2 separate regions of the Homo sapiens genome follow, and region 1 is linked to region 2. The links are chromatin contacts, found by Hi-C or POLR2A ChIA-PET in ENCODE. All regions are on one chromosome and are shown on one strand. Each heading gives the region's core, a stretch centred on a gene start or an enhancer-like site at or near the end of the contact. The rest is flanking DNA. Distances are from core to core; before and after follow the strand shown. Region 1 has its middle 12 kb from the start of PPP1R14A. Region 2 holds the start of FAM98C (family with sequence similarity 98 member C).

What was found. A loop is a pair of places that touch in the nucleus more often than their neighbours do. ChIA-PET counts read pairs that join two places held with the same protein, here RNA polymerase II (POLR2A). Pooled maps may share reads with other maps.
Region 1: a map of CD8-positive, alpha-beta T cell shows a loop between it and region 2 (24-fold over the local background). The contact joins the enhancer-like site here to the promoter of FAM98C in region 2. A Hi-C loop is called at or near these places in 10 of 168 maps with a recorded cell type or tissue (A673, B cell, CD8-positive, alpha-beta T cell and 7 more), 3 of 37 single-sample maps with no recorded cell type and 13 of 50 pooled maps. POLR2A ChIA-PET finds 5 or more read pairs at or near these places in 9 of 52 experiments (A549, AG04450, HCT116 and 6 more).

What each region holds. Positions count from the first base shown.
Region 1 is chr19:38,240,700-38,247,476 of GRCh38, reverse strand. No RefSeq gene overlaps it. Among named protein-coding and RNA genes, the nearest start is that of PPP1R14A, 12 kb to the left of the region's middle. RefSeq lists an enhancer at 2,357-3,233. Within about 2 kb of position 3,461, at least 5 of the 41 ENCODE cell types and tissues checked have a DNase peak (open chromatin) inside an H3K27ac peak, as active enhancers do.
Region 2 is chr19:38,401,628-38,408,729 of GRCh38, reverse strand. It overlaps FAM98C (family with sequence similarity 98 member C), which reads right to left and starts at 5,637. Exons shown (of 8, transcript NM_174905.4): 1 at 5,512-5,637; 2 at 5,244-5,392; 3 at 5,036-5,170; 4 at 3,617-3,822; 5 at 3,309-3,386; 6 at 3,095-3,211; 7 at 1,653-1,820. The coding sequence starts at 5,576. RefSeq lists silencers at 5,131-5,330, 5,521-5,850.

The DNA of each region.
Region 1 (6,777 bases), core at 2,212-4,711, 160 kb after region 2:
GGGCCATTGCACTACAGCCTGGGCAACAGAGCAAAACTCTGTCTCAAAAAAAAAAAAAAAAAAAAAAAGGAAAAGAATTGGGAAACGGCACACCACAGTGGTTAGTGGTTAAGAACATGGATTTTGGATTACTGCCTGGATTCAAGTGGCACTTCCTAGCTGTGTGATCTTGAGAAAGTCACCTAACTTCTCTGTGTCTGTGTCCACATCTGTAAAATGAAGGTGATTTTAATAGTACCTACCTCCAGGGATTATTGTGAGGTTTTGTTTTATTTTGTTTTTTGAGACAGGGTTTCACTCTGCCACCCACACTGGGGTACAGTGGTGTGATCTTGGCTCACTGCTACCTCTGCCTCAGGGGCTCAAATGATCCTCCCACCTCAGCCTCCGAAGCATCTGGGATTACAGGCACACACCACCAAGCCCAGCTGATTTTGGTATGTTTTGTAGAAATGGGATTTCACCATGTTGCCCAGGCTGGTCTCGAACTCCTGGGCTCCAGCGATCCACCCGCCTTGGCCTCCCAAAGTGCTGGGATTCCAGGTGGGAGACACCGCGCCCAGCCTGTTGTGAGGTTTAAATGCAGAGAATACGCTAGGCCCAGGCACATGGTAAGCACTGTTATCAACCCTGTCATTGTAAGGAGGGGACTGATCATTAGCTCCTATGGTCACCATTTCTGGCCAGCAGGAAGTCCCTTAGGAACACTGAACCACAGCTCTTCAGATACAGAAAAGCCCCAAAGGGGCCAGGAGCAGTGGCTCACACCTGTGATCCCAGCATTTTGGGAGGCTGAGGCGGGTGGATCACCTGAGGTCACGAGTTCGAGACCAGCCTGGCCAATATGGTGAAACACCGTCTCTACTAAAAATACAAAAAATAATAACTGAGCATGGTGGCACATGCCTGTAATTCTAGCTAGTCGGGAGACTGAGGCAGGAGAATAGCTTGAACCCGGGAGGCAGAGGTTGCAGTGAGCCAAGATCGCGCCATTGCACTCCAGCCTGGGCAACAAGAGCGGAACTCCGCCTCAAAAAAAAAAAAAAAGCCCCAAAAGACACAGTGTACTTAACCCACCATGCGCCGCCCTCCCCGCCTTGTAGCCACACTAGCCTCCCCACCCAGCTGGCTCCTTGCCTCCCACCGTCTGTGGTCCGTTTCCCACTCAGCAGCCAGACAACGCCTTTTCTCACTCTCACCCTAACCTCCATCCACCCTGTTCTCTCTTCCTCTTTCCTCCAAAGGTTACCATTTTAAAAAGAAAATCAATTTCTTAGTATTACTGCAATATTTTTTTCTGCAAATACAAACAAGTGTGAAGCTATGTTCTAGTCACCCCTTTTGTACCAACAAGGCAGACATTCCGAACATTACTCTTTGCTTTTTTTAATTTTACTTTTTTTTAGAGACAGTCTCACTCTGTCACCCCGGCTGGAATGCAATGGTGCAATCATAACTTACTGCAGCCTCTAATTCCTGGGCTCAAGCAAGCCGCCTGCCTTAGCCTCCCACATAGCTGGGACTATAGGTGTGCACCACTATGCCCAGATAATTTTTAAATATTCTGTAGAGATGAGGTCTCACTATGTTGGTCAAGCTGTTCTCAAACTCCTGAGCTCAAGTGATCCTCCCGCCTCAGTCTCTCAAAGTGCAGGGATGACAGGCGTGAGACACCTTGCCGGCCATTTAACAACTTACCCTGGGCCAGGTGTGCTGGCTCATGCCTGTCATCCCAGCAATTTGGGAGGCCGAGTCAGGAGGATCACCTGAGGTCAGGAGTTCGAGACCAGCCTGGCCAATGTGGTGGAACCCCGTGTCTACTAAAAATACAGAAAAAAAAAATTAGCCGGATGTGGTGGTGCATGCCTGTAGTCCCAACCATTCCAGAGGCTGAGGCAGGAGAATTGCTTGAATCTGGGAGGCAGAGGTTGAAGTGAGCCGAGATCATGCCACTGCACTCCAGTCTGGGCGACAGAGCGAGACTCCGTCTCGGGGCGGGGGGCGGGGAGGCAGGGCCCAGTGGCTCACGCCTGTAATCCCAACACTGGGAGGCCGAGGCGGGCGGATCACAAGGTCAGGTGATCGAGACCATCCTGGCTAACAAGGTGAAACCCCGCCTCTACTAAAAATACAAAACAATTAGCCGGGCGTGGTGACAGGTGCCTGTACTCCCAGCTACTCAGGAGGCTGAGGCAGGAGAATGGAGTGAACCCAGGAGGCGGAGCTTGCCGTGAGTGGAGATCGCGCCACTGCATTCCAGCCTGGGTGACAGAGCGAGACTCCGTCTCAAAAAAACTAAATAAATAAAAAATTAAAACCCATCCTGAAGACATTTCATGTCACCACTTTTCACAGTCACCACTTTTCACAGCCTTTCCTTGGTAGTCCTCCTGGCCACACTGCGCCCTGTCACCTTCCTGCCTTCAGCCCTCTGCTGTCTGACCCTCACCCACACCAGCTTCTCTCCCGTCCTCAGACCCACCTACCGGCCCCTCCATGACCCGTGGCCACATTGCCTCTGCCTGCAGTTCTCCCCGTGTTTCTCTCATCCTCACCATCATGTAGATGTCATCTCAGAGAGGTGTTCTGCAGCACCTAATCTAAGGAGCACCCTCAGTCACTATCCTGTCACTTGACCGATCGATCGATTGATTGATTTTAATTTTTTTGGAGACGGAGTCTCACTCTGTTGCCCAAGCTGGAGTGCAGTGGCATGATCCCTACTCAATGCAACCTCCACCTCCTGGGTTCAAGCAATTCTCTGCTTCAGCCTCCCGAGTAGCTGGGATTATAGGCACCTGCCACCACGCCCAGCTAATTTCTTTGTATTTTTAGTAGAGACAGGGTTTCACCATCCTGGCCAGCCTGGTCTTGAACTCCTGACCTCATGATCCACCTGTCTCGGCCTCCCAAAGTGCTGAGATAACAGGTGTGAGCCACCGTGCCCTGCTGATTTATTTATTTTTTTATAGAATTTATTGGCCAGGCGTGGTGGCTCATGCCTGTAATCCTAGCACGTTGAGTGGCCGAGGTAGGAGGATCACTTGAGGCCAGGAGTTCCAGACCAGCCCAGGGGAGACCCTGTCTCTACAAAAAATAAAATTAGCTAGACGTGGTGGTGCATGCCTGTGTTCTTAGTTACTCTGGAGGCTGAGGTGGGAGTATTGCTTGAGCCCAGGAGTTTGAGGCTGCAGTGAGCTATGATTGCACCACTGCACTCCAGCCTGGGAAACACAGCAACACCCTATCTCAAAAAAAAAAATATTACACTCTGGTCTGTCTATTCTATTGTCTGTTCACCGCCCCCCACCACCATCTTCAGAATATTAGCTCCTCGCCTACCTTGAAAAGCGCTGTGTTCCTGTGTAGAACGGCGCCGGGCGCACAGTAGGCGCTTGCCCAAGAACCGTACTCCCAGGTGGCCACGTTGTCTCCAAGCACCGCAGCCCTCTACGTGTGGACGTGAGGCCTCAGCGCCCCCTCGTGGCTATGTGAATTGGTTTTATTTTATTTTATTTCTTTGTTTTGTTTTTTTTTTTTAATTTTCGTTTCTCCTTTTTACTTTTTCTGTTTTGTTTCTTTGTTTGTTTTTTGAGACAGAGTTTTTGCTCTTGTCCCCCATGCTGGAGCGCAATGGCGCGATCTCGGCTCACTGCAACTTCCACCTCCCAGGTTCAAGCGATTCTCCTGCCTCAGCCTCCTGAGTAGCTGGGACTACACACGCGCCACCATGCCTGGCTAATTTTTGTATTTTTAGTAGAGACGGGATTTCACCATATTAGTCAGGCTGGTCTCAAACTCCTGACGTCAGGTAATCCACTCACCTCGGCCTCCCAAAGTGCTGGGATTACAAGCGTGAGCCACCGCACCCGGCTGTTTTGTTTTCATATCTTATCTTTTTTTTTTTTTTTTTTTTTTTTTTTTAGAAAGGGGTCTTGCTCTGTCGCCCAGGCTGGAGCACAGCAGCACTATGATAGCTCACTGCAGCCTCGAAATCCTGAGTTCAAGCGATCCTACCTGCTTCAGCCTCCTGAGTACCTGGGACTACAGGCACCCGCATCATGCCCGGCTTGAAGTGGTTTTTGTTTGTTTGTTTGTTTTGAGACTGAGAATCGCTCTGTCACTGAGGCTGGAGTGCAGTGGCATGATCTCGGCTCAATGCAATCTCCGCCTCCCGGGTTCAAGCGATTCTCCTGCCTCAGCCTCCTCAGTAGCTGGGATTTCAGGCACGCGCCACCATGCCCGGCTAATTTTTGTATTTTTAGTAGAGACGGGGTTTCGACATGTTGGTCAGGCTGGTCTCGAACTCCTGACCTCATGATCTGCCCAAGAGTTTGCAGTGAGCCGAGATCCTGCCATTGCACTCTGGCCTGGGCCACAGAGCAAGACCTTCCTCTCAAACAAACAAAAAAAAGAATAATGTCTCCAGCTCCATCCAAGTGGCTGCAAAATACATGATTTCATTCCTTTTAACGGCTGTATATGTACCACATTTCCTTTATGCACTCATTGGTTGATGGGCAGAACTTTTTTTTGAGACACGGTCTCACTCTGTTGCCCAGGCTGGAGTGCAGTGGAACCATCATAGCTCACTGCACCCTCAAACTCCTGAGCTCAGGTGATCCTCCCACCTCAGCCTCCCAAGTAACTAGGACTACAGGCACGTGTCATCACACCTAATTTTTTTTTCCTTAGACGAAGTCTCGCTGCTGCCCACTGTGCCCGCCCACAGCAATCTTCATCAAAATTCCAGATGAACTTTGGGAGGCTGAGGCGGGTGGATCACCTGAGGTTAGGCGATCGAGACCAGCCTAACCAACATGGTGAAACCCCATGTCTAGTAAAAATACAAAAATTAGCAGAGTGTAGTGGTGCATGCCTGTAATCACAGCTACTTGGGAGGCTGAGGCAGGAGAATTGCTTGAACCCAGGAGGCGGAGGTTGCAGTGAGCCGAGATTGTGCCGCTTGGGTTCAAGCAATTCTCCTGCCTCAGCCTCTTGAGTAGTTGGGATTACAGGCATGAACCACCACGCCCGGCTAATTTTTTTGTATTTTTAGTAGAGAAGGGGTTTCATCATATTGGTCAGGCTGGTCTCGAACTCCTGACCTCATGTGATCCACCCACCTTGGCCTCCCAAAGTGCTGGGATTACAGGCGTGAGCCACCGCGCCCAGCCTTGGAGGCCATTATTCTAAGTAAAGTAACTGAGGAATGGAAAACCACAAACCGTATGTTCTCACTTGTAAGCGGGAGCTAAGGTATGAGGACACAATGGCATAAGAATGATATAATGGACTCTGGGACTTGGGGCAGGGAAGGTTGGGAGGTGGTGAGGGATAAAGACTACATACTGGATACAGTGTACACTCTTCCAGTGACAAGTGCACTAAAATCTCAGAAGTCACCACTAAAGAACTTATCCATGCCAGGCGCGGTGGCTCACGCCTGTAATCCCAGCACTTTGGGAGGCCGAGGCGGGTGGATCACGAAGTCAGGAGATTGAGACCATCCTGGCTAATATGTTGAAACCCCGTCTCTATTAAAAATACAAAAAAATTAGCCAGGCATGGTGGCGGGCGCCTGTAGTCCCAGCTACTCAGGAGGCTGAGGCAGGAGAACGGCATGAACCCGGGAGGCGGAGCTTGCAGTGAGCCGAGATCGCGCCACTGCACTCCAGCCTGGGTGACAAAGCAAGACTCCATCTCAAAAAAAAAAAAAAAAAAAGAGCTTATCCATGTAACCAAAAACCACCTGTACCCCAAAACTATTGAAATTTTTTAAAAAATTTAAAAATAATCCTACTAAAGTGTCCCTATGTAGCAGCACATACAAAAATAGACTCCAGATAGAATAAAGACCTAAATGTAGAGTATAACAATTGAGTTGGCTGGGCGCAGTGGCTCACACCTGTAATCCTAGCACTTTGGGAGGCCGAGGCAGGTGGATTGCTTGAGCTCAAGAGTTTGAGACCAGCCTGGGCAAGACGGTGAAACCCCGTCTCTACTAAAATACAAAAAATTAGCAGGACGTGGTGGCATGCACCTGTAATCCCAGCTACTCGGGAGGCTGAGGCAGGAGAATTGCTTGAACCCGGGAGGTGGAGGTTGCAGTGAGCCGGGATCACACCACTGCACTCCAGCCTGGGTGACAGATGGAGACTCCGTCTCAAAAAACACAAAAAAAACAACAAAAAACACCAATGGAGTTGATTATGGAAAATGGAAGAGAATATCACTGTGACATGCCAAATTATTTCTCACTCTCCCATCAAAAGGTGGTGTCTCATTCCCTTCCCCTTGTATTTTTTTTCTTTGAGACAGAGTCTCACTCTTTTTGCCCAGGCTGGAGTGCAGTGGCGCAATCTTGACTCACTATAATCTCTGCTTTCCGGGTTCAAGTGATTCTTGTGCGTCAGCCTCCTAAGTAGCTGGATTACAAGCGTGTGCCACCATGCCCGGCTAATTTTTGTATTTTTAGTAGAGATGGGGTTTTGCCATATTGTCCTGGCTGGTCTCGAACTCCTGACCTCAGGTGATCCGCCCCCCTAGGCCTCCCAAAGTGCTGGCAACTCTCTGTCTTCTGCAAGTGTGTGCCCTCATTGGTTAGCATGGTTGGAGGAAACACAAGTTTTCACTTTAAATTCCTGACCCTCCCCTCCAGGCGTCCACTGGGGTGGGAGCCACGCTCCATACCTCCCTTGCTCATAGTGAGGGTTCCAAGTGTGTCTCTCTCCTTTCCCCATCCTTGCTCACAAGCTTCACTAGAAGAGAACACCC
Region 2 (7,102 bases), core at 4,388-6,887:
GTTGCAGAGAAAAAAAGTATCTTGGACAAGGGGGCCAGAGAGCGAAGGGAACAGCATGAGGCTGAAGAAGAAACAGCAGATGTTGACTATTTGAGTACAGTGGCTGGGGGAGGGGGGACTGAACTGGTGGAAGATACTAGCATGAGCTTTCTTTTTTCTTTTCTTTTTTTTGAGACGGAGTCTCACTCTGTTGCCCAGGCTGGAGTGCAGTGGTGTGATCTCAGCTCACTGCAACCTCCACCTACCGGGTTCAAGAGATTCTCCTGCCTCAGCCTCCCAAGTAGCTGGGACTACAGGTGCGTGCCACCACGCCTGGCTAATTTTTTATATTTTTAGTAGAGACAGGGTTTCACCGTGTTAGCCAGGATGGTCTCGATCTCTTGACCTTGTGATCCGCCCACCTTGGCCTCCCAAAGTGCTGGGATTACAAGCGTGAGCCACTGCACCCAGCCTACTTTTCTTTTCTTTTTTTTTTTTTGAGACAGAGTCGCCTAGGCTCTGTCGCCCAGGCTGGAGCTCAGTGGCGAGAACCCGGCTCACTGCAACCTCTGCTCCTGGGCTCAAGTGATCCACCCACCTCGGGCTCAGTTTTTTTCTTAACTTAAATTTTGCCTCAATAGTTGCTGTGTTAGACTTTATTCCCTAATACTCATTTTACATAAGACTACTTACAGAGGCATGCGGCTAGATACCTAATCACTAAAACAGAGGGTATTTCTGTTTTTTGTTTGTTTGTTTGTTTGAGACAGAGTCTTGCTCTGTCGCCCAGGCTGGAGTGCAGTGGTGCCATCTTGGCTCACTGCAAGCTCCGCCTCCTGGGTTCACGCCATTCTCCTGCCTCAGCCTCCTGAGTAGCTGGGACTACAGGTGTCTGCCACCACGCCCGGCTAATTTTTTTTTTGTATTTTTAGTAGAGATGGGGTTTCACCGTGTTAGCCAGGATGGTCTCGATCTCCTAACCTCGTGATCCGCCTGCCTCGGCCTCCCAAAGTGCTGGGATTACAGGCGTGAGCCACTGTGCCTGGCCTATTTCTGTCTTTGTTTTTTTTTTTTAAATGGTTAAAAGGGTGCGGTTTCTCACACCTGTAATCCCAGCACTTTAGGAGGCCACGGCGGGTAGATCACAAGGTCAGGAGTTCAAGACCAGCCTGACCAATATGGTGAAACCCCGTCACTACTAAAGATACAAAAATTAGCCGGACATGGTGGTGGGTGCCTGTAATCCTAGCTACTCGGTAGGCTGAGGCAGGAGAATCGCTTGAACCCGGGAGGTGGAGGTTGCAGTGAGCCAAGATCAAGCCACTGCATTGCAGCCTGGGTGACAGAGCAAGACTCTGTCTTGAAAAAAAAAAAGGTTAAAAAACAACAAATAGGTAGTGTTTGGTGATAGGGAAGGATTTTAAGCCCAAGCTGGAGAAGTAGCCAGGGACTCAGTAAATAGCTAGACTTTGTTTTCAGATCATTAGGGAGCCACGGAAGCATTCTGAGCTGGGGAGTCCACAGTCAGTTTTTGTGTGAGCGAGGTCCTTCTAGCTGCCATGTCTAGTGGGTGGATTAGAGGTGGTAAGTCTGAAACTTGGACTGGAGCAGAGGCTGAAAGGCCAATCTGAAGGCCAAGGATGCCAGGGCCCTTCCCTACCCCAGATGCCCACCTTGTTGATGGCACAGCAGGTCCCTCTGCGGACAGCCACGCTGGTGGCTGGGACGAGACAAGACAGGTCGGCTCGGGCAGCCAGAACGTGTGCAATGGAGATGTCCGATTCTGGGGTCAGAACCTCTCGAATTGGGATCAGCACTGCCCTCATGGCCTCTCCTTGGGCCTGGAGTGGGGAGGAGGTAAGAGAAGGTACCCTGGAGCCCTTCCCCACGTGGGACCTGTCATCTTGGAAGCATTACTTTACCATTCAAGACCTCACTGCCCACAGCTCAAATAAATATTTATTTTTTGAGACAGGGTCTCGCTGTCACCCAGCCTGGAGTGTGGTGGCGTGATGGTGGCTCACTGCAGCCTCAATCTCCTGGGCTCAAGTGATCCTCCTACCTTAGCCTCCTGAGTAACTGAGATGGACAAGCATGCGCCACCATGCCCAGCTAATTTTTTTTTTTTTAATTTTTAGTAGAGACGGGGGTCTTGCTATGTTGCCCAAGGTGGTCTCAAACTTCTGAGCTCAAGTGATCCTCTTGCCTTGGCCTCCCAAAGTGCTGGGATAACAGGCATGAGCCACTGTGCCTGACTCTGCTCGTATCTCTTAAAGATGGGGTACACTTGGCCAGGCGTGGTGGCTCATGCCTGCAATCCCAGAACCTTGGAAGGCCAAGGCAGGCAGATCACCTGAGGTTGGGAGTTTGAGACCAGCCTAACCAACATGGAGAAACCCTGTCTGTACTAAAAAATACAAAATTAGCCCGGCGTGGTGGTGCATGCCTGAAATCCCAGCTACTCGGGAGGCTGAGGCAAGAAAATCACTTGAACCCAGGAGGCGGAGGTTGCGGTGAGCCAAGATCGCACCATTGCACTCCAGCGTGGCCAACAAAAGCAAAACTCCGTCTCAAAAAATAAAAAATAAAAAAAAAAGGCTGGGTGCAGTGGCTCATGCCTGTAATCCTAGCACTTTGGGAGGCCAAGACAGGCAGATCACAAGGTCAGGAGATCGAGACCATCCTAGCCAACATGGTGAAACCCTGTCTCTACTAAAAATACAAAAATTAGCTGGGCATGGTGGCATGTGCCCGTAATCCCAGCTACTCAGGAGGCTGAGGCAGGAGAATCACTTGAACCCGGGAGTCGGAGGTTGCAGTGAGCTGAGATCGCACCACCACACTCCAGCCTGGCAACAGAGTGAGACCCCGTCTCAAAAAAAAAAAAAAAATGATGGGGTATGCCTCTGAATATACTGCCAGCTCAGAGCTGGGAATTCAACAATACCCTGGGACCCTGAGATTCTAGGAGCCCCAAACCTCAAAAAATTATAAAATGTCCATGGCCTGAGAACCTGCAAGAGGGTGATACTCCTGGCCCTCATTCCTCCTCCCTGCAACTGCAGCCCCCACAACTGGGCCTCTCCAATTCTGCATGGTCCCCTGCCCACCACACCTCTGCCCGGTCACTCCAGTGGAAAGCAGATGTAGTGAGGTCAAGGCGCTTGAGGAGGAGGCAGCGGCGGCAGCGGTACTGATCTCTGAGGCTTTGGGACAGAGACTCCAACGCTTCCTGGGAGAAAAGGTCTCAAGGTCAGGCTAGGGGTCCCTCTCACTGCCACCTCTGATGAGGACACAGTTCACATTCAGTCAGTCGCACACAGTCTTACCCATCTGGGTGCATCTAGCGAGCAGCTGAGGAGGGGCTGCAGGGACCCTGGGGGCAGAGAAGGCTGCAGCTCTGAGATCTGATGGGAGAAGAAGTCAGAGGCCAACTGGGGCAGAGAGGATGGGCCCCTCTGTAAACTCAGCTCCCCACACCCCTGAGGACCTAGGCCACAGATGTGAGAATGCCAGTCACAGCTCCAGAAAAAACAGGCCAGTGGTTGGAATACTCCTTCCAGAAGTGGAGAGAGGACCCCCACCCCCACAAGGAAAGTGGGGTAGCCCAGGTCGGGAGGGGACTCTGACTCTCTACCTTAGCATGCAACTCCTGCAGCAGCTGGCTGGCGGGGGTCCCTGGTGCAGGTCTGGGCAGCCCCAGGGCTTGGAGGGTAAGGTCCAGTTCTTGGACCATGCCGGCTCCCTCCACTACCCCTTCACCAAGGGGTGGCCTAGGACTCGGATCCAGCAGAGAGCGGAGGCACAGGAGGCGGGTGGCTTGGAGCTCTGAGCAGAGAAAGCCTGAAAGTAATAAATGGGTGCTGTGCACTCAGGGAGGCTGCTACCCACTCATCCATCTTGGTCAAAAAGCTCCACTGATGGCCGGGTGCGGTGGCTCACACCTGTAATCCCAGCACTTTGGGAGGCAGAGGCGGGCGGATCACGAGGTCAGGAGATGGAGACCAGCCTGGCCAACATGGTGAAACTGTGTCTCTACTAAAAATACAAAAATTAGCAGGACATAGTGGTGAGTGCTTGTAATCCCAGCTACTCGGGAGGCTGAAGCAGGAAAATCGCTTGAACCAGGAAGTTGGAGGTTGCAGTGAGCTGAGATCATGTCACTGTACTCCAGCCTGGCAACAGGGCGAGACTCCATTTCAAAAAAAAAAGAGGCTCCACCGGCTTTAAAACCTCCACCTTTGCCCAGGCACAGTGGCTCATGCCTGTAGCCTGTAATCCCAACACCTTGGGAGGCTGAGGTGGGAGGATCGCTTGAAGCCAGGAGTTGAAGACCAGACAGGGCAACATAGGGAGACCCCACCTCCACTTAAAAACAAAACAAAACAAAATCCTCCACCTTCTAGTCCCCCCCACCTAAAGCCTTCCAGAGTAAGCCCCACCTTGAGACCCTGTCCCCTCCTACGAATTCCACTCCTGCCCACTTTGAAACCTCAAGCCTTCCTCCTAATCCAACCCACTTGAGCTCCTAGGCCCTCCAATTAAAATTCTAACCCCGGGCCGGGCGTGGTGGGCTCACGCCTGTAATCCCAACACTTTGGGAGGCCGAGGTGGACAGATCACCTGGGGTCAGGAGTTCGAGACCTGCCTGGCTAACATGGTGAAACCCCGTTTCTACTAAAAATAGCCGAGTGTGGTGTCGCGCGCCTGTAATCCCAGCTACTCGGGAGGCTGAGGCAAGAGAATCACTTGAACCTGGGAGGTGGAGGTTGCAGTGAGCCGAGATCACGCCACTGCACTCCAGCTTGGGTAACAAGAGTGAAACTCCATCTCAAAAATAATAATAATAAAATAAATAAAAAATAAAACGAAATTCTACCCCCGCCCATTTTAGAGCGCTCTGCTTGCCCCAACATGCTCACCCCACCCACCTCGTACCCTCTGGGCCGCCCCAAAGTTCTGACCACACCCCTTGGGAACCTCGATTTCCCCTAAAAAGTCAGAGCCCGCCGCTCCGGAGGCCATGGCCTTGCCACTTCTGCATCCCGGGACTCACGCAGCAGGCGCAGTCCGGCACCGGGTTCCCGAAGCGCAGCCGCGCCATCCCCGCCGCAGAGCGCGCGATCCGGGCAGTGCAGCTCCCGCAGCAGGCTGCCGAGCTGCCGCAGAAAGTCCTCCTCCGCGCCAGGGCCTGCGAGGACAGGGGTGTCAGGGCTCGGTGGCCCCGTGGCGGCCCCCCTGCCACCCTCCCGCTCCGTGTTTACCGTCGCCGGCGCTCAGCACCTCCGCGCCCGCCTCTCGCTGCTGCTCGAGGGCGCCCAGCGTCGCCAGCTCCGCCGCCAGCCGCACGCACAGCCCCCTGAAGTCTGGGCATGAGGCGCCCCGCGACGCCGCCCCCGGGACACCTCCATACCTGTGGGGACCGAGGCAGCGGGAGGGGGCGGGGATGTCACTGGGAATCCCTTTTCGTCCGCGTCCAGGGGGCAGACCTGGCCTTCCTGCACCCACCAGCCTCACCGCACACCCTTTTACCCCAGAGCCAGCAGGTCCTGGGCCACCGCGGCCCCCTCCCACGCTTCCGCCTTCACCGCCTCCATGAAAGTGTGGTCTCGGCGCGCCCCCTGGCGGCCGGTGGCAGGCTCCGCCCCAAAAGCGCCGCGCGCACGAGCTCCCCGCAGCGTCCGGCGGCACTGACCAATCGGCATCTTCCCGCGCAGGGGCTTGGGTGCTCCCATTGGCGCAGGAGGACGCCGAACCCGCCCCGGGGCCCGCCCGCCCCGCCCCTCGGCTAACCTGTCGGGGTTGTAGGAACGCCCCCTGGAGCTGTAAATTGCAGTGCGTTCGGGATCTCCGCTGTCAAGACAAGCTGGCGGCGGGTGTCACTGTTGCGGCGACATAAAAACAACTTCGGTGCCATTTTCCTTTTCCTCCCTCAGTTGTCTTCTGCTGGTGTTTTGTTGGTTTGTTTTTGAGGCAGATTTCGCTCTATCGTTCAGGCTGGACTGCAGTGGCGCCATCGCGGCTCACTGCAGTCTCGACCTTCTGGGCTCAAGAGATCCTCCCGCCTCAGCCTCCCAGCTAAATTTTTAAAAATCAGTCAGCCTTGGTGGCTTACACCTAGTAGCTGGGACCACAGGCGCAGACCACCGCGCCTGGCTGATTTGTTTTTAATTTTTTTGTAGAGACAAGGTTTCCTCATGTTGCCCAGCCTGGTTTCCAACTGCTGGGTTCAAGCGATCCGCCTGCCTCGGCCTCCCAAAGTGCTGGAATTACAGGCGTGAGCCACTGCAACCGGCCAATTTTTTTTTTTTTTTAAAGTTTTGTAGAGGCCGGGCACGGTGGCTCACGCATGTAATCCCAGCACTTTGGGAGGCTGAGGTGGGTGGATCACTTGAGGTCAGGAGTTCGAGACCAGCCTGGGCACATGGTGAAACCTCATCTCTAATAAAAATACAAAAATTAGCCGGGCGTGGTGGCACACGCCTGTAGTCACCACTATTTGGGAGGCTGAGGCAGGAGAATTGCTTGAGCCCGGGAGACACAGACTGCAGTGAGCCAAGATCGCGCCACTGCACTCCAGCCTGGGGACAGAGCAAGACTCCGTGTCAAAAAAGAAATAAAGTTTTGTAGAGAGGGGTCTAGCTATGTCGCCCAGGTTTGCCTCTAACTCCAGTGTTCAAGCAATCCTTCCCTCTCAGCCTTCCAAAGCTTGGGATTACAGGCTTGAGCCAGTGTTCCTGGCCCTGTCCTCTGCTCTTAAAGCAGCCCAGACGGAGTGGTGTTCACCCAACTCTGCCTAAAATCCAAAACTTCCTCCCTCCTTTCCACCTCAGGGTTTGAATTACATAAGGGACCCAGGAATCCCAGCACACCCCTCACACACCAGGCCCTCCTCATCGATCACGATGTGCCTGTTAGGCCTTCACTCCTCTCCCTCTTAGGCCTTGGAGTGAGCAGGTGCAATGCACCATAGTGGTTAAGAGATTACACCCTAGGAATCAGGCAAAGGGTTAGGGCTTGATTCTGTTACTCGCCAGCTCCATGTTCCTGCCAAATTGCTTCCCATCTGTATAATGGGGATAATAGTACCTACCTCTTAGAGTTGTTGCTGAGGATTAATTAG